Linked DNA regions of Homo sapiens: region 1 is linked to region 2. Evidence: read pairs that join two places in POLR2A ChIA-PET (ENCODE). Cell type or tissue: MCF 10A. All regions are shown on one strand. Links, peaks and the distances in the headings refer to the core of each region. The heading gives the core; the rest is flanking DNA. Region 1 has its middle 12 kb from the start of TMTC1. Region 2 overlaps TMTC1 (transmembrane O-mannosyltransferase targeting cadherins 1).

Region 1 (10,479 bases), core at 999-8,998, 53 kb after region 2:
CGCATGTTCTCACTCATAAGTGGGAGTTGAACAATGAGAACACATGGACACAGGGAGGGGAACATAACACACCAGGGCCTGTCAGGGGGTGGGGGCAAGGGAAGAGATAGCTTTAGGACAAATACCTAATGCATGTGTTGCTTAAAACCGAGGTGATGAGTTGATGAGTGCAGCAAATCAACATGGCACATATATACAACAAGCATACAACATGTGCACAACATGTATGCATGCATACCGCATACATGCTACATGTATACCACACACGTTACATGCACACTACATGTATACATCAATCATATATAATGCACGTAGGCTATATGTGCAGAAATTCCATACTACATGCATACAACATGTGCTCAACATGCATGCTACATATATACATTCACACTACATGCATACATGCGCAAAACAGGCATGCTGCATGCAGACATGTGTACAACACGTGTACAACATGCATGCTACATGCACACAGCATGCATGCTACATGCTTAATGCATGCATAGCACATGGGAACAACATCCATACTACATGTCTACATTCGTAAAACATTCAGGATGCATGTGTAAACATATATTCAACATGCACACAACATGCGCCCAAAATATATGCATGCTGCATGCATACTACATGAAACATGCACACTACGTGTATACATCATGCATTCATGCTACATGCATGCTACATGTGCACATGCTTTCAACATACATGCTACATGAGCACCACATTCACACTACATCCGTACAAGTGTGCAGCATGCACACAACATACATGCTATATGCGTAAAGCATGATTGCTGCATGCATACAACATGCAACTACATGTGCATAACATAAATAATGCATGCACACAACATGCGTACAGAGAGCATGCATACTACATGAACACAACATGCAAAACATGCGCACAACATGCCTAATGCATGCATGCCACATGTGCACAACATGCATGCTACACGTGTACAACATATGTGCAACATTCATGCTACATGCGCACAACATATTCAACATGCACACAACATGCGCACAACTTGTATGCATGAATATTGCATGCAGGCTACATGTATACTACACACGATACATGTGTGTTACCAGCATACATCATGCATGCAACTATATGAATGCTGCATGCATATAGCATCCATAGTACATGCATGCAAAATGTGTCAAACATAAGTCCTACATGTGAAAAACATGCTACAATATGCGTGCAAAATGCATACTGCATGCATATAACATGGGCATAACACCCATACCTCATGCTTAGAACATGCATGATACATGCACAGAACGTGTGTACATTTGCTACATGCACAGAACACATGTACAACATGCTACATGTGAACAACACGTGCACAGCCTGCATACCACACACGTACATGCTTACAACATAACAGTATGCCCACTGCATGCGTAAAGCATATATGCCCATGTGTGCAACATGAAAACTACATGATACAATATGCACACAACATCCCTGCTGGTGCAAAACGTGCGTACAACACACTACATGCATAGAACTGGCATGCTACATGTGCACAACATGCAAGCCACATGCATACAAGCAAGCCACATGTGCAAAACATGCGAACATGTGTACAGCATACAATCCTGATGCATAGAACATGCATACGTGTGTACAGCATGTGTTAAACATTCATGCTACATGCATACATCATGCGAGCAGCATGTGCGCATTTTCACAGCACACATAGAACATGCTGCAACACGCGTGAAGCATGCATGCAGCATGCACACTACATGATGCAAGTAGGGCACAATGGGTATGGTACAAGTCGTGGCCTGTGTAGAGCATGCAAACCACATGCCACAACATGTAAGTCACATATGCACAACATAGAGCTCTATTCTACACGCTTGCTGCATGCTACAACATGCAAGCTACATGCCTGCTGCATGCTTAGAACATGCATTCTACATTCTTTGGAGCATGCATGCTACACACATAGAACATGCCCACTGGATTTTGTGAAATGTGCAGTACATGCTACAACATGCAACCTACATGCGTGCAGCATGCACACTACAGCCTTATAACATGCTTACTGCATGATGCAGCATGTAAGCTACATGCATGGCACACGTTGCCACATGTGTAGGGCCTGTATTGTACATGCATTGAGCTTACATGCTACACATGTAGTACATGTGTACTTCACGCCACATGCAAGCTGCATGCTCGCAACATGCCACAACATGCGAGCCACATGCCTGCAACATGCCACAACATACAACCTATATGCTTGTAACATGTGCACTGCATACTACATGAAAGCCACATGTTGAAACATGTGTGAAGCATGCATGCATGCAACACAGACATTACACGCTGTAACATGTGTATAACATGCGTGCAGCATGCATATTATGTGCTGCGACATCCGCATGGCATATGTGCCACATTAATAATAAATGCACACTGCATGCCACAACAACTAAGCTATATTTTTGTAACTTGCACACTACATGCTACAGCATGCAAGCTACATGCATACATTCTTGTAGCATGGATGTAACGTGTGCTGCATGCCACATGTGTACTACATGCTTTTAACATGCACACTACTTGCTAAAACATGCACGCTACATGCATGTGACACACATGCCACATGTGTAGAACATGTTTTCTGCATGTGTGTGGCCTGCATGCTGCACAAGGAGAACATGGGTGTGGCATGCCACAACAGGCAAGCTACATGATTGCAATATGTGCACTATATGTCACATGGAACCTACATGCTTTTAACATGCTTGCTGCATACTGCAACATGCAAGCTACATGTGTGAAACATGCATGCAGCATGCACAATACACACTGCAACATGTGCACTTTGAAACATGTGTGCTGCATGTCCCAACATACATGTAGCGACATGTGTACAGCATGTTTGCTGAATTCGTGATATGTGCGCACTACATGGCACATGTAAGCTACATGCTTGTAACGTGTGCACTACATGCTACACTATGCAAGCATCATGTGTGCAACATGTGTACTACATTCTTGCAACATGTGCATTGCATGCTACAATATGCAGTCTACATGTATGCTACATGCTTACTATAGTTGCAACAAGCATGCTACACACTACAACATGCATGGCACATGCATTGGACATTTATTCTACATGCAAGCTACATGCATACAGCATTCATGCTACACACATTCAGTATGCATTCAACATGCACACTACTTGCGCATAACATGCATGCAACATGCTACGTACATGCCACTTTCTGTGAGGTGTGTGCAACATTCATACAACATGCATACTACAGGCATACAGTATGTGTTCATGAGTAGGCATGCAGACAATATGCATACCACGGTTGTACATCATGCACGTGACTTGCCAGAACATGCATGCTGCATGCATGCAACATGTGTGCAACATTCATGAGCATGCATACTACATGTTACCACATGCATACCACATGCACGCTACACACGCTCAGCCACCCCTCAAGAAGAATACAAGAAGAGCAATAGGTACCTTTAAAAATGTTATGTTAAGCTCTCTTTTTTCTTCTATTTAAAGTTTCAAGAAAAGGCTCCAAGAGCAAACAAATAAAACCAAAAAACATGTAAGTAAGTAGCAAGCCCTCAAAAACCTAGAGCCACTGCAGGAGAACTGCTGGGGAGTTAACATCAAGAACTCACACGTAATTGCTAGTTTGTAGATGACGAAGCTCAATACTGATGGCTGTTTTAGAAAAGAGAACAAATAATGAGGAAAATGTAAAATTCTGGTTAGTCTATATAAAATATTTATTACAGTCATCAGTATTAAGTGTTTTCTCTGCCATATTGTACAGTAATACTTTGTTTTAATGTGTTCTATTTAATGGGTCATACTTACTTGCATTGTATTGAATTACAAAAATGATTTTGTTGAGGAATTCACCACCTCACTGATGGTGTTGAGGTCCACTGTGCCCCAACCCCAATTCTTAGCAGGTTTAGCTACATAAATTGTAGGGCCCAATGTAAAATGAAAATGAAGGACCCTTTGTTCTAAAGTTATTAAGAATTTCAGGATGGTGACAGTGGCACATCAAACCAAAAGTGAAGTCCTTCTATACACTGAGTTCATCTAAGTACAGGGTTCTGTATGACTACAAAAGTTGCACACCCATGAAGCCAGGCCTGTTTTGACAGGCAATCCTATTCATATAATTCTCTCCAGCTAGTTTAAATACTCCTGGCAAACAATGGCCTTGGGGCAGCCAAAATTAATGGGCTCAGGGCACCCAGGACCTAATAAAATACTTGCCATAAGTCAATGACATGGCTTGCATCTTATGTTATTAAAGAAGTTGGGAAATCTACCATGCTAGTTTTTCTTTGCCAAGAAATAAAGATTATATCTAGAGACAGATAATTTCCCTTGAGAAATTACAATCTCCCATCTTTCCTAGCTGTGCTGCTAAGTCTTATTTCTTGGACTATTTTTCCATGTGTGAGTTAATGTAAAGGAATACGAATGAATCTTTTCAGGCTCCGCAGTACCTTACAAAAAAATTCTTCTAAAATGTCTTTTAGATTTTCTTTTTGGCCATGTTACTGTAAATGAGGCAGCCAGGTTTTTGTTGTAGCCATTGTTGTTTTTAAATAATTTTAAGTTTTTGCACATCTTGGCTAAGAGCTGAATATTGTGGTCTTTCCAGTTAGACAGAAGACAAAGTAGAAGCAGATTCTGGCTTCACAGTTTCTTTCACATCCTCTGTCTCTTTCATCTCACATTTGCTCAGTGATTTCATTCTTTCTCCATTATGTAGTTTAAGAGATTAGGAATCCATTTTATTCATCTGACAACTTTTTTTTCAGACAATTAGCATTACACCTACTTCTAAGAAAAGGAGTTACCTGACAATGCTGTCATTGCTACCTACTTGTATTTACGGAAACATTCAAATGTTAATCTGTTCCCTTCACACTTGGCCCAAAATTCAGATAACAGCTCCCAAAAGGTGCTATCAGGAGTGACAGTGATAGCAAACCCATACAACATGCCATAAACCCGCTTACTCTCTGTGCACATAAAAAACATGACTAACCAATTGTGATAGTTTTGCACATTAACTCCAGATGCAACCTTAAAACCGCTCTCAACACTGCCTCCCAGACTGCCACTCTCTGTTAATAGGTTGGCCTGTGAGTGGAAACCCCTTTACAGTCCCTGAGCCAGTGGAAGATGGCTGCAAGGAGGCACGGGTCCTAAAACATAATAATGCATCTTCCACATAAATGAAAGTCTAGCACTTACAAAGTGTTTCCATAGCTTTAGATTTTATCACTTCCATTTGAATAAATGTATTACCAATAAATTTTTAAGGAGGACTAAGAAGATTACATCTTTTGTACTTTGAGATTCTTTTAAGGAAGTTTCTATAAGAATTTTTACTATTCTGCAAATATAGTACCAGATAATTGAAAATTACCATACAAGGCTTATATGGCCATATTAGAGTATTTCTATGAATACTGATGCCTAAAAGTGTGAGAAATCCATGAAAAATATGCCTGAGAGCCATTTTAAACAAATATAGGCAAAAATAAGGGCCCCGATAATTAATATAGTTTTAGCTATAATTTATCACCACTAAACCCAATATTAGGGGTTTTGTGTGTTATATTTGCCTCCAAATTGAAAATAAATTGTTTATGGATAGGAAGATTTCATTGAATCTGTGTTTCCTAACATTAGCAGAATTTTGATTCTCCAACTATTCACACCAGTTCCTGAATGAATTATTTTACTTTACATGGTTTCTGGTCAAGATATGTACAGAGAATTGGGCCTTTCACTCCCAATCATTGCTAGACTGGGTTCCAGTTTTCTAAACTGTGAACAAACCCCAGAGGGCAGTTGTGAAGATTAAAAGAGGTAAGTCAAGAGCTTTGAAGAGTGCCATAGCAAGGTGTGCTCAACACGTTAGCTAAGATAAAATATTGTGATGGTGATGATGAAGATTTTTCTCTCTTTTTTCCCTTAGCAATTTTCTCACTACTGCCATTTCTCGCCATTGTAGTAACATGGAATAACTACTACTAAGCGACTATTAAATATCTGCTTTTCAATTCCTGACTACTGATTGATTTATTGATTTACTTTGAAGGAGAATGTGGTTATCAGCCTAACCTGCATTTACTCTGGACAACCACAGTTTATTTTACTCACGATTGCCTCATTGCAGTTGCAGGATTGAGACTATAAACCTTCTCAATTCCTGGTGCCAGAGAATGCGTAAGGAATTCTGGCCAATGAGTCACACAGCTGCTCTGTTGTTTCTAATTTGGCTGCCAGGATCAAGTTGCTTCTCAAAGAAACTTTAATAACTTTTCTTTCCAAAACGTTAATCTTCATCATCTCATGGCTTAAGTGTTTAATGATTACTTCATAAACAATTTTCATACTTCCCCACGGTTACTCGCAAAGTTATCCAGCTATTTTATGTTTATCCCCTTTTTCAATCTGCTTAACATTTAAAAAAAAATTGTGAAGCTGAGCGTATGGTGAAAACGAACTAGCAAAAAACTAGGAAGCTGTAATAAAGACATATTTTTCCAAAGATAGCCTTTTTCTAGGATTTTCAAGGGAATCTGTTTTTTTTTTTTCCTTTAAAGTTGCAAGGTTGAAGATAAATCTCTTTTGCTCCATTTGTAGTAAGTCACTAAGGTAGGTGATAGTGAAATGTTGTCTTTGTAGTACTAACTCTGGAGAAAATAGGAAGGTTCTGGGCACAGAACGAGTGAGAGGGACTTTTCCTCCCTGTCATGGGGAGACTAGGTCATTCCAATTAACCTTCCCTCTAAAGATCCATAGAAAACCAGATTAAACAACAACACTATTTGCCTCATAACATCAGATCATTAAGAACAGAGAAGTGTCAGGCCAGGGAAAGAGAAAGGACAAGCCCAGAATTTGGGGCCCCTTCTGTGCTGGGGAGGAGTGAGAGGCTAAGCAGAGAACACTGAGAGTCTCCAAGGAGAGCAGGGCCCACAGGGTGTGGGGACCCTGGTAATCCATCCTGTACATAGGAGTGGGGCCCTGAAGAATGGCATTAGAAGTGAAGAGGGATTAGAAGTTGGTCACCACTCCCACCAATTGCAACTCAGCTTCTAGGGATCTTGACCATCTTAACAAATGTGAAAGAAACACTTTTAGTAAAAAAAATGGAAAGAGTTTATCACCAGAAGACCGGTACTAAAGGAAATTGTAAAAGTGGTCTTCCAATAGAATGAAAAGGATTTGTGATGAAAGGCACAGCAATGGAGGAAGTAATAGAATGCAACGTAAGTGGTAAATATGGTAATATATGATTAAATCTAGTGGGAAATTCCCTGCTTGCAAATCTGTAGTGACAGAAAGTAAATTACCAGTTCCCAGGGGCTAGGCAGGAGAGAGGCTGGTGACTGTTAAAAAGCAAAGGATTTCTTTTCAGAGTGATGGAAGTGTTTTAAAATTAGATTGTGGTGATATTTGCACAATGCTATGAGAACACTAAAATCCATTGACTTGTACACTTTAAAAGGATGCATTTTATGGCATGTAAATCATCTTTTGATGAAGTATTTTTAGAAAAAGAGCAAGATTTAGGACAACAGTAGTATGTAAATTAAAAGAAGACACGTAGGCTTGAGGTGTTCTGAGATCATTGAATTGTCTGGAAAAAGGAAAAAATGTAGAATTTGTCATCATGCTATACAATTATGTTTTATGCACATCGTACAGGTGTGGCATTTCACACACACACGTAAGTTTTTGAAAAAGAATGAGAGGCAACTAAGCCAAAAGGGCCGATTACTAGCAACTACTCCATTTTCCTAGCCAATTCCTTCTTAACGAACCCATAATAGAACAATGATGAAGTTTTTAAGTAGACAGACAGTGGAAAGGTGATACTTTTCTCTAATGTTTTCTTCCTACACTGGAATATGTAAGGCAGTAGAAATAAAGAATATGAATACACTTAGTAAAGACAATGAATACAAATCACCTTAAAGAATGAAAATATAAAGTTTGAAATAATACAACTGACTTACAGTCGGAAAGCTATGACCTCACAAGTATTTTTCTGCTTTATAAATGCCAACTGTTGTAAACCACTTTCCCAGTGCTTACACTACCGAAAGTAGGATCCACACTCTGCTGTCTACCCCCAAACTGACCAGAATGTCTACACACAGTAAGAAATCAGACACTTGTTCACTGGTGGAATGAATATATGTTTGTATGTATTCACAAACGGATAGAAGACAGGATTTCTAGAAGTTGGATGTTTCAAATTTCCTGGAGGCAAGAGAAAAAATTCATTTTTTCTCTTTTTCTATTAAAATGTGTATTACAATTATCTTCCAAGCTTACAAAAATATAAAGTAACACATCTATAGAATTTTATAGATTTCTGGGTGAAATGGAATAAATTCACACCCTGGAGGATGTAAGGGTTATCATTAGATATAGAGTTTACTTTCTACTTTGTTCCTTCTACTGAGTGATGATAATCCTGACTTCTGATTTAGAACCATTGACACTGGTTTTCCTTTTGGAAGACATCTCCCGGGTCAGTACTCTTCCTCCAGATAGACTCATCTAAAACTACTGCAAATCTTCTAAAACCTTCTCAATTTCTTAAAGACAGTTCTCAATTTCTTACTCTAAAGTTTCTCTTTCCTAAGTTTGTCTTTTATCCAACACTAATGAATAGCTATAATTTAAGATCATTTCTCTTTACTCTTCAGGTGTAAATAGAGAACAATTCCTTATAGAAATTTTTTTTTGTTTTGCTAACTATTGTTAAATTGTTACCTTTTCATATCACAGTGTTTCTTTAATGTCAAAATGAGCTTGGCTCTTCTAAAATTCAATTTACCAAGCTGTCTGCCCAGATTCCATTTGAGGAGTTTAACTGAACTCTGTGGAGGCTTTACAGTATCTCAATTACATCTCAGAAGAAATTAGCTCAGAAAATGCCAGCTCTGCCCCACAGGGCTTGGCAAAAACAGAGTAATGGCCTGGCTATGTCAGTGATGAGAACTGCAGCAGAGAGAGGAATAGAGGAATTAAGACAAAGAATGGATCAGCAGCCAGAGTTCAAGGGGGGAAAATGCTGGTGGTCATTCAAATACAAAAGAAAATCAGTCTGGAATGAAACAGTCTTGGAACAGAAGCAGATTTGGGTGTTTGTGGAGATAAACAAGAGCAGAGGGAACTGTAATACTTACCCCTAGGACAAAACTCACCTTCTGGGGGCTGTGGTGAGGCCAGCCTTCAGTGACCCACCAGCTCTGTGCAAGGAGGCTCTAGTGCTCACACATCTTAGATGCCCAGCGGCTTCTGGCAAGCAACAAGACACAGCTCAGAGGCGGATGGGGAAATTGTTCTAAACAAGGAGGTCTGCACCAGAAATAAGAGTCCTAAAAGTGAGATTTCATCCCACTGAGGAATTTGGAATCAGATAGTTGGTCTTAAAAAAAATAAGCAGAAAGACCTAATGTTATAACTCTTGAGAAGTGAATAGGAAAGAAATATCAGCATGATATCATCCATGGAAAACTGGCCTCAGCTAATGATGAAAGAGGGGTTCAGAAAAACACAGTAATAGTTCATTAGAAAAAAGAGTTCATTAAAGTATTTTTCCATATTTTAATATGGCTTTATTTATTATAGTATGAAATGTGATTTAATGTTATTTAAAAGACTATTTGATATAGAGGCAGAAGGATTGCTTGAGTCCAGTAGTTTAAGACCAGCTGGGGAACATGGTGAGACCCTGTCTCTATAAAAAATACAAAAATCAGCCGGGAAGGGTGGCTTATGCCTGTAATCCCAGCACTTTGGGAGGCCGAGGCAGGTGGATCACAAGGTCAGGAGATTGAGACCATCCTGGCTAACATGGTGAAAACCCATCTCTACTAAAAATACAAAAAATTAGCTGGGTGTGGTGGCAGGCACCTGTAGTCCCAGCTACTCAGGAGGCTGAGGCAGGAGAATGGTGTGAACCCGGGAGGCGGAGCTTGCAGTGAGCCGAGATCGTGCCACTGCACTCCAGCCTGGGAGACAGTGAGACTCTGTCTCAAAAAAAAAAAAAAAAAAAATCAACCAGGGCCAAGCACTGTGGCTCGCACCTGTAATCTCAGGACTTTGGGAGGCTGAGGTGGGAGGATTACTTGAGTTCAGGAGTTCGAGTTTGAGACTAGCCTAGGCAACATAGTGAGACCTCATCTGTACAGAAAATAAACAAAATTAGCTGGCCATGGTGGCATGTGCCTTTAGTCCCAGCTACTTGAGAGGCTGAGGTGGGAGGATGGCTTGAGCCCAGGAGTTTGATGCTGCTGTGAGCTATGATTATGCCACTACACCCCAGTCTAGACAATACAGCAAGACCCTATCTCTAAGACAACCAAAACAACAGTAAAACAACACAAACCTTATTCAATGTAAATAATATTGAT
Region 2 (10,479 bases), core at 1,411-9,410:
CTTTAAGGTGAAGAATGACTTTCTGAAAAGTGCTGAGCCGGGTGCTCTGAACAGAGACATCCTATTTCTCTCCAACACGATGATGCCATGGCTCAGAGCCAGGCAGAGCAGCAGCACCCAACATGCAAAACAGGGGTGGCCGGGCATGGTGGCTCACGCCTGTAATCCCAGCACTTTGGGAAGCTGAGGCGGGCGGATCACTTGAGGTCCGGAATTCAAGACCAGCCTGACCAACGTGGAGAAACCCCGTCTCTACTAAAAATACGAAATTAGCTGGGCCTGGTGGCGCATGCCTGTAATCCCAGCTACTTGGTAGGCTGAGGAGAATCACTTGAACCTGGGAGGCGGGGGTTGCGGTGAGCCCAGATCGCGCCATTGCACTCCAGCCTGGGCAACAAGAGTGAAACTCCGTCAAAAAAATAAAAAATAAAAATAAAAAAAGGGCGGCGGGAGGGGGGAAGCCACTCAGGGAAAAGGGGAAACAGATTCCTGCTCCCAGGAGACTTCTGCCTTTCTCAACAGTTCTTTCTAGAAGTTGCTCCTAAATGTCTCCAGAAAACACCATAAGGGCTTGACCTCTACAGCCTGGGGCAGCCTAGATGGTGGAATCAGATGGATGTGGGTTCACATCCTGGGTCTTCCACTCTCCAGCTGTGTCCTGCTGAGCGAATGATATGAGCTCCCGGAGCCTTGCTTTCCACATGTAGGAAGACCTACTTCCCAAGGGCGTGGTGACAGTTAATGAGCTGCACGCTGTTTACCTCCTGGCTTACAATAGGCATTCCACAGGGACTCCCTTTTCCTTTCCAATGGGAAAGAGATCATGAATAATGAAGCCAATCTTGCAAGACACTGAAAAGTAGCACCACAGATTTACTGAACAGGCAACTTATTATCCACTCCCTTTCTTCTCCAACTGTAGAAGACTGACTATCTTCAGATTAGGGTACAACAGTAAGTGCCAATTGGGTGCTTGTGTTGTACTGGGCCCCATGCTAGAGTCTTCACATATGTCACATCATTTACAATAATTATTACTAATTATTCTTATTTTATAGACCTGGAAATCAGTTAATTCAACTTTTTACTGCTACTAAATGAAAAATCTTGGACTTAAACCCATTTTATGTGACTCCAGAATCCATGTACCTAATCCCTGAGCACGCCACAGCTTCCTTATTGTTAAATGTAAACAAGGAAGGAAATTCTAAAATCATTTTTTGGGAAAAATTCCATCAACAGGGCCCTTCTAGTCAACATACTATTTTCCTTACGTGAATACCGAACTTTGTTTCTCACTATTGAAGCTCTAAAACTAAGAGTCTGGCCAAAGTGAATGCCTGGCAGTTAACAGCTATAGTCTCACATTGAGCTGCACTTGCTACATCACTTAGGAAAATGCAGTCAATATTAGGCTGCAGAGCTTCCAATTGATCAAGCCAGAAAAAGATATTTACTTCACATCTGCTCATTTTCTTTGCCAAGAAGAAAAGCAATTATCTGCTCTAGTACAAAATACAACAGCTGCTTGGACACAACACACATAAGAAAAAAATGATGATTTTAGTCAGAAACCGGAAATCAAAATGATAAACTCAGCAAACTGAATGAATAATAGAAATGGATTGTCAACCCTGTGAAGTTTCCATTATTTTCTGTTCTTTAGAAGACAATCATCAATTGAGAAGGCTCAAGCCAATTAACATGTATGGATACATGACACAGTTTCCCTCTATCATGGGCTAAGAAAACAAATGCACTCAAGGCTCCTGTTACCTTTTCTTAAATGTGAACACTCTACAAAACTATAAAAATGGGTAAAGAAATTTTTATATGAGACAACCTCAACAAACAAAATACTGAGCTTTCACAAATATGCGGGATTCAATTATGATAAAAATCTCAGAAATATCATTTTATCATTCTCAAAAATATAACAATATCAAATGCTTTGAATTTTCTTATCTTCACACTTAAATCATATGTTGCATCAGGCCTCGTGATCAGACTTTCCTACATAGGAATCTAATTCAGATGAGCTTGCCACTGCCCTGTAAACCTTCATCTCCAGGGGTCAAAGTCCTCTGACTTCACTCCCAAGTTCCTTCATGACAGGACTCCTGCCTACCCTTCCCAACCTCATCTCCCACTGCTCATGCCCTGAGCTGCTTGCTCATAGTTGCACGCATTCATGTACACACACACACACACATACACAGAGAGAGAGAGGCATTCTGCAGTTGCACACCTCTGTGTCTCTGCCCAAGCTATGCTTTCTGCCTGGAGATACTATCATTGTCTCATCTGTTAAGACTCAGCTTGAGCCAAACTTCCCAAGCTGGCTAAGGTCACCTCTCCTGTGATCTCATAATTCTGTGTACATACTTCAAGCATTGCACTTGCCATCCTCAGTGAAATTATCTTTTTATTTGTATGACTTCCCCACCAAGATGTAAGCTAATCCATGCTGGGCCAACAAGTCTCTTTTTTGAAAATTTTGAGTCAGGGCACAGGAATTCTGTCTATTTCTTGCAGAGAACTGAACAGAGAGGCTGTATGAAACTGGCACTGAAGTGGTCCTGCACTCGTCAAATTTTAAAAAGTCAATCTTTTTTGTTTTTTTTTCCGAGATGGGGTCTTGCTCTGTTGCCCAGGCTGGAGTGCAGTGGCATGCTCCCAGCTCATTGCAACCTCCGCCTCTCAGGTTCAAGAGATTCTCATGCCTCAGCCTACCGAATAGCTGCGGTTACAGGCATGCACCACCATACCCAGCTAATTTTTGCATTCTTAGTAGAGACAGAGTTTCACCACGTTGGCCAAGAGGTCTCGAACTCTTGACCTCATGATCCGCCCACCTCAGCCTCCCGAAGTGCTGGGATTACAGGAGTGAGCCACTGCTCCCAGCCCCCATCTTTCTTTCTCTATTTATTTTAAAGGGATGAGGTCTCACACTGTGGCCCAGGCTGAAGTGCAGTGGTGTCATCATAGTTTACTCTAGGCAGGAATTCCTGGGCCCAAGTGATCCTGCCCCAGCCTCCCAGGTAGCTGAAACCACAGGTGTGCACCACCATGCCTAGCTCATTTTTAAAAAAAATTTTGAGGAGATGGGGTCTGTGATGGTTAATACTGAGTGTCAACTTGATTGGATTGAAAGATACAAAGTATTAATCCTGGGTGAGTCTGTGTGGGTGGTGCCAAAAGAGATTAACATTTGAGTCAGTGGGCTGGGGAAGGCAGATCCACCCTTAATCTGGTGGGCACAATCTAATCAGTTTCCAGTGAATATAAAGCAGGCAGAAAAGCATGAAAAAGAGAGACAAGCCTAGCCTCTCAGCCTACATCTTTCTCCCATGCTGGATGCTTCCTGCCCTCGAACATCAGACTCCAAGCTCTTCAGTCTGGGGACTCCAACTGGCACTCCTTGCTCCTCAGCTTGCAGACAGCCTATTGTGGGACCTTGTGATCATGTAAGTTAATACTTAATAAACTCCCCTTTAGATATAGATATATAGATACATATATATAATCTCCTATTAGTTCTTTCCCTCTAAGAGAACCCTGACTAACACAGGGTCTCTCTATGTTGCCAGGCCTTGAACTCCTAGGCTCAAGTGATCTTACCTCGGCCTTCCATGGTGCTAGGATTGTATGCATGAGCCACTATGCCCGGCCCAAGTCAGTCTTTACAAAGAAGGAAAAAGGAAAACAATATTAATTTTTTTAAAAGCGACAGAGATACTATGAAGCCCCAGAGAGGCAAAAATATAAATGTTTTGACCTTGCCAGTTCCTGTGTCCAGAAACCGTGTTCAACACATGTCCTCAAGTGTTGTTAGAGTCTAGTGTATTTTTCTAAGAAATACTGCAAATTGTTTAAACAAACTTTTAAAAGTTTTGCTCTCGCAAGCAAATGATCCCTAAGACATTTGTATATAGAGTAAGTTTTTAATAAATGTTTATTAAATACCTTTTAAAAATCAGTTTGCCAATGTGCAACTTTACTACATTATGATTATTGAAGACAAAATACATAAAACACAAAACTTAATCTTTTTTAAATATTGACATTTTCCATCATTGCATTTGAGCTAAGTTCCAAAGACTTAAGTAGGCAAAAATTAACAATGGAAAAGGAAAAGAGAAAAATGACAATGAACACTAGCAAAATTTCCTCCAAAGTCTGTGTAGTCACAAGAGTCTCTCATTATGGTATCTCATTTTAGGATCAACCTCTAACTCTCACACAGTTTCTAACTACACAGGCCAATGGAGTATGGTCATGTAAAAAGAGGAAAATTGGCAGTACAGTTCTTAAGAGTTTGAAGATAACAGACTTTCCAGAGAGTATCAAATGACGTGAGGCCAACCAGCTTGTCTCCCTTGTGTCACTTCATGGATAAGAAAAACCAAGATCTAGGGAACTAAAGTAATTGGCCCAAGGGACATCGCAAATCAGAATCCAAGTAACACCCACTAGCCAGGCTTCTTGCACTACCCTGTGCTATCTCTCATTTCTTTGTCTCTTGCGCAACCTGAGAAATAGCTATTCTCTAAAAAAGAAAACACATACACCCCAAAACTAATCAGTGACTTTCCATTGTTCAGGTTTTTCAAAAACAATAATGAGGGAGAATGAAAAGCGTTTTAATGCTCAAGACATTCTGTTCTCTTAGTCATCAACCATGATTACGTCTACATTTCCTGCTTAGAAAAGTCTGGAGATCGGCACCCAATTTCGACTTATCTGAATGGTTTACCTTTATAACCTTGGCAGTTATAAAGAAGAAACAAATTACATTGGGGATAAATGCACAACCTCTCCCTGACTGCATGACAAGCCAAACTGAAGTTTTATAATGAAAGAGACCACTTTTTAAAATCAAAGCTTTTTTCCATCATAATTGCAGTGTGAATCATCATTCCTTTCACAAAATCACACTCCTTTCATAGTCACAAGGAAAAATTACTTAAGGAAGCCAAATGAAAACTATGAAAAAAAAAATCTCTGATAAAGACTTTACTGTCAGGAACCAGAAGCTCTAGCACTCAAACACTGAAATATATTGGTTTTTGATTAGTTACCTAGAGCATGTCTAGCTCTTAACAAAAGACACAAACATTATTCCTTCCATCCAACTCTGGCTGGCTGTTTGGGTTTGATTGTATTATTTATTTATTTTTCCAAATTATATATATTAATTGCCTTCAGCTCTTAAAAGTCTATACTTATGTTTATTTTAAACACTTTACCAAGACTTATATAGGTTAAATCACTAAGGGCAAATCTTTAATGACAGGTCGCTCATGAAGACTGTAGCTTAGGGTGACGTCAAAGTCAATATGCATTTCCAAGCTTATATATAAAGTTATAAACATCATGGTTTGAATAATATAAATAGTATCAAAAATTCACAAATCTACAAAATGAAACACATCCTACCATATGACTATAAGGTCATCTATCTAAAAAGCTAGTAAATTAAGTCTTTATTATTTGCTTTTCAACCTAATTATTTGTTTATTAAAGTGATGATATTCAAAATACATCAAAAATTTTTAATTTAAAAAAGGTCAGCTGTTAGTCTCAGAAACTAAGAATAACTCTAAATATGCCTTTTGAGACATAACAAGGATGGCATTCATCAGTTAAGAATTAAGTGTTATCATAAGGATTCTATTATCCTCTTAAACTTTGATGGACTGGCCATCATTGCTACATGAATGTTTTTCTCTTATCATCTATTTCCCTCTAAAATAGTGTAAGCTCATAAAATGAGGTAACCACATACCATAAAGTCAAACAAAGACTATACAACTTTCCTTCATTAACACAGCAAAGAAAAGGTGAATGGTGTAAAAAGAAAAGCTTTCTAAACAGTAATTCTTCCACATTGGCTTTCGCATAAAATAAACATGGGAGAGGGGAGTTAAATCCTAGCACTACCATTTATGAAAACCCACAATTAAGAGCTATCATAAGCTGTTTCATGTACTACCTCATTTGTTTTTCACAATAATCTCATGGGATAGGTATTAGTATTACTTCTGCCGTGGTACACACAAGGAAACTGAGACACAGAGCGTGTAAGCAATCTGTAAAAGATCATATGCCTGGTAGGCAGTGGGGGCAGAATTGGAGCCCAGGCACTCTGGCAGGAGTCCATGTTCTTTACTGGTAATGTACACTGCCAACCTCATACGTTTCGCAAGAATCAAAATTGTAAGCCACCTGTAAAATTTGAGGCATGGTTCCTGGCCATTGGGAAGTGCTACAGTGGTACTCATAATGTTGATCATGATGAAAATCACAATCATCATGCTTGCTTCTGAATTTTAAGAGAATTTTCAAATCATTTCCACTTCTAAAATTCTGGTTTTCTTCTGAGGATAAATGTCCTTCCAAACCTCTTCAATTTTTGAAAAAAAAAAATTTCATTTAAGCATGTATATTTTTAAGGTTCTGTCATATTGAGTCTACAATACATAGTACCAGATCAAAACATGTGCCAGACAATTTTCCAAGCAACAACCTGGAAAGCCCACCAAATTATCTGAAATCACAATGATATATTACCTAGCATAGAATAATGTTCTCATGAAAAAATTATTTATATATCCCCTGAGTGTTTACAATGTTAAGATGAACTGATACAGCTTTTATTACAATCCCTCCACAATCTATCAGTAGGTTACATTAAAAAAGAGAAAGAGAAAAAAATTAAACTGGTTGATAGTAGCATGAACTAAAAGGGCAAAGATATCAGCAGCTAACTCCCTGCAGCACGGTAAGAGCACTAGCTGTGTTCTGCAAAAGAAGAGAGCTGTTTTGTGGCCTTGGAGTCAGCTGCCACTCTCTTACCCACACAGGCCAGGGGTTGAGTATTCCATATGGTGTCTGCTGAGCTGATAGAAAGTCATGAGACCCGAGATCCTCTTTCAACAGCCTGTTGTGACAGTGATGGAATTGCATGCCAACCAGAAATGCCTATGTTCTGACAGCGTTCTCTTTCAACATATGTCCCTGTGCATCCAGTTGGAAGGCAGATGCCTAAGCTTGATTACTCTACACTGAGAAAGGAAAGAGCTTATCATCTACTGACTGAAATTCACAGGGGATCAAATATTGCCAAGAACCGATACCCAATCAAGATGAAGCAGAATGAACCAGGGACTGTCAGCAGTTAGAAACTATCAACTGCTAAATGATGAGTTAATGGGTGCAGCACACCAACATGGCACATGTATACACATGTAACAAACCTGCACATTGTACACATGTACCCTAAAACTTAAAGTATAATAAAATAAAAGAAACTATCAACTGCTACCCATAAATTAAAAGGAATTTTTGCCTCCTTAGCATGTGATTTATTTAGAAGAAGCTTTTAGTGCTAACTTTTGAATGAAGCCAATAAGCACGTTGTTGAAATGATCCACTTTAGTGCTGAGCTCAGTTCAGGAACCAATGTGGAGTTCCAAGAAGCTTTCAGATGAACTCATAAAGGTACTTCCTGCTTTACCACATACTCTGGGTCTGGTTAAAAAGGGATAAGATCCTTCTCAATTAATGGTTAAGAAACAGTAACAGAAAAATCAAAAATCTTTCTTCAAATTCTCTAGCCATCAAAGAAAACACTTTTCTGGCAAGTTCTATATTTGAAAAAAAGCTACTTTAATGAGACCTGGGAAACCAGCTTGAGTAAGTAACCCACCAAAGAACATTAAAGGCACAGTAATGACACTATTCCAATAAACACAGTTCATAATTAAAAAGCCTTTTAACACTAACTGACAAAGTTTATTTTTGAAAATAAGTTTTGTACTTAACTTTTTTTTTTCTTTTTAGAGGCAGAGTCCTGCTTTGTCATCCAGGCTGGAGTGCAGTGGTGTGATCATGGCTCACTACAGCCACAAACTCTTGGACTTAAGCGATCCTCCCACCTCAGCCTCCCAAAGTGCTGGAGTTACAGGCATGAGCCACAGTGCCCAACTTTAATTTTTTTTATTTTTTAAAACACATTTCCTGCCATTTCTGTCACACCTATAGCAAAACACCGCCATTCATTTACCCTTTTCAATAAACTGTTTCCTTCTCTATAGGAGGTCATTTGCCTGCAGTAATCAACCACCTCCCTTCTGCAGTGCCCTAACATTCACCAAGTGTGCCTGTAGTCCCAGAACACCAAAGGGCACAGGGTCTTAGCAAAAACGATGGTCAATTCACTACATTAAAAAGAAACTAGGCCAGGAGCAGTGGCTCACGACTTTAATTCCAGCACTTTGGGAGGCCAAGGCGGGCAGATCACCCAAGGTCAAGAGTTCAAGACCAACCCGGCCAACATGGTGAAACCCTGTCTCTACTAAAAATACAAAAATTAGCCAGGCATGGTGGCACACCTGTAATCCCAGCTACTCGGGAGGCTGAGGCAGGAGAATCACTTGAACCCAGAAGGCAGAGGTTGCAGTGAGTCGAGATAACATCACTGTACTCCAGCCTGAGCAACAGAGCGAGACTCAATCAAAAAAAAAAAAAAAAAAAAAGAAAGAAGCTGAAGAAGGGAAAAAGCTCAGCAATGCATATGGATAAAGATTAGGAAAGATATAATTTGGGTACTGTGTCTGAACGACAGGACCCTGAGTATAAACAGTTATAAAGTTGTTTAACAATACGTAACTTTAATTATACTGGTTAGTTTGGTCAGTGTCATTATATAGTTCAGCCTAAAAGTTATTGCTTTCTTGGGTCTACCACTATCATGCTCCTACCTCCTGGAAATAACTCACAGTGATCTGAATACGGTCACCTAAAAACTACATCTAAAGACTTAACTATGCATGCCATTGAAGAGAGAATTCCATAGTGAAATGTGGACCAGCTTATTTATACACAAAGCAAGGGAAGCAAGGAAAAAGCTATTAGCAGCAATTAAAAATTTGCAACAACCCTTTAAAGTAAGATATTGGTTCATATCTGCTTCCACGAGGTGGTTTGTGTTTCTAACGTGCATCACTGAGGTTTATATTTTAAGAGATTTTAAAATGAGGGATGTGGGATTTATTAAAAAAATATGAACCTAGAAACTTCACTTTTAACTGTTACATGTATTTTCTGTGTGGACCCATTAGTTAACTCCACACCTCTTATTCAGTCATTTCATTTTTGAAAGCAGCAGCTGAATGAGACTGAAAATGGCTCATCTGAGATCAATCAATGAATATGATGTATAAAGGGGAGAAAGAGAACCCAGTTATTATTCATCAATAATACAGGCTTTCAACATAGATTTGTTCTGTCACCTGCAAATCTCATATCACTAGCTCACTAGGTTTCTCTCAAAGATGGTACGAGGCTGTTAATAATCTGGAACACATTTTCCCTACTCATAGAATCATAACGTGTGACATAAAAGTTCAAAAGCCTACCTCAGGAGTTTAATTTGCACAGCATTTCTTACTTTGGGGAAAAAGAGTACGATGAAAGGTCTACAGCAATAAAACATAAAAATGACACTTAAAAGATCAGCTACCCATTTTATCATTGAAGGTCAAAATATTTATATGCCTCCCTATGTCTCTTGAATTTAATTACCTTATAATTCACTTTAGTGCCAAACTGTTCTCTAGTCCTAAACTTGTTTTAGTTTTTTTATTTGTACACCTATGTGCAAGGTATTTACAGGAAAAAACTTTTAAGAGCCACTGAAATGAAAATCTAACCATTATCTCGCCCACAGAAGTAGAAAAGGAGTTCGTTTTATGTAGAAATATCATGATCATCATCCCATAAAGTTTTATAAGGATAGGACTTTGTTTCTTTCACTGCCATATTTCCAGCACCAAAAATAGTGCCTGACACATAGTAGGTGCTCAGTAAACAGTATTCAATGAATGAATGATCCATAATATACCCTGAAGGGTAGCAGAGGAAAGAGGAAATGTCCAAGAATTTATTGAGCCAAGAACTGTCTTCAATGCCTATTGTGGTCATTGTCATTTAAATATGAAACCAATCAAGTATATATGAAGAATGAGTATACATATATAGGTGTGTATATACTTGATATATATATGGAATGAAGATAAGATTTCATTTAGAATTCACTGGGCTTTGTAATGTGAAAGGGAAAGTGTTTCCCTGTGTGCCTGAATTTGATGTATTTAAGATGTTGGGGGATGTTTACACACAAAACATTTCTCATTTCCCATGGAATAATTCAGTAAAAGAAGCATCAACTAAAATGTAATCTGATTCTAGAGTAGGTACTCTCAACTCTAGGCTTTTCATTATACTTTCTACCCATAAGTCAATCAGTAAGTCACATAAAAATAGGCAAACTAAATAAATGACCTGCAGTAGGATTTTTTCCTGGGCTTAGATTTTTCCCTGTATTAGATAACTTCTGAAAACAATATTTTGCCTGATAACATTTGGCCCAATTCTTGTCAACCTCACACCAATGCATCCCATATGACTATGTCC

Evidence for each region. Peaks named below come from ENCODE experiments on the same cell type or tissue, not always from the same donor. Only the 100,000 strongest peaks of a DNase experiment are listed, where the experiment ranks them.
Region 1: POLR2A ChIA-PET joins it to region 2 with 11 read pairs; 3 of 35 experiments call an interaction of 5 or more read pairs at or near these places.

What each region holds. Positions count from the first base shown.
Region 1 is chr12:29,790,780-29,801,258 of GRCh38, forward strand. No RefSeq gene overlaps it. Among named protein-coding and RNA genes, the nearest start is that of TMTC1, 12 kb to the left of the region's middle. RefSeq lists an enhancer at 4,667-5,168. In MCF 10A, for the core only: no CTCF peak of the experiment used is centred there; a DNase peak (open chromatin) is centred at 6,252.
Region 2 is chr12:29,737,100-29,747,578 of GRCh38, forward strand. The region is part of intron 5 of TMTC1 (transmembrane O-mannosyltransferase targeting cadherins 1); the gene reads right to left. Among named protein-coding and RNA genes, the nearest start is that of TMTC1, 42 kb to the right of the region's middle. In MCF 10A, for the core only: no CTCF peak of the experiment used is centred there; DNase peaks (open chromatin) are centred at 4,592, 6,182 and 6,952.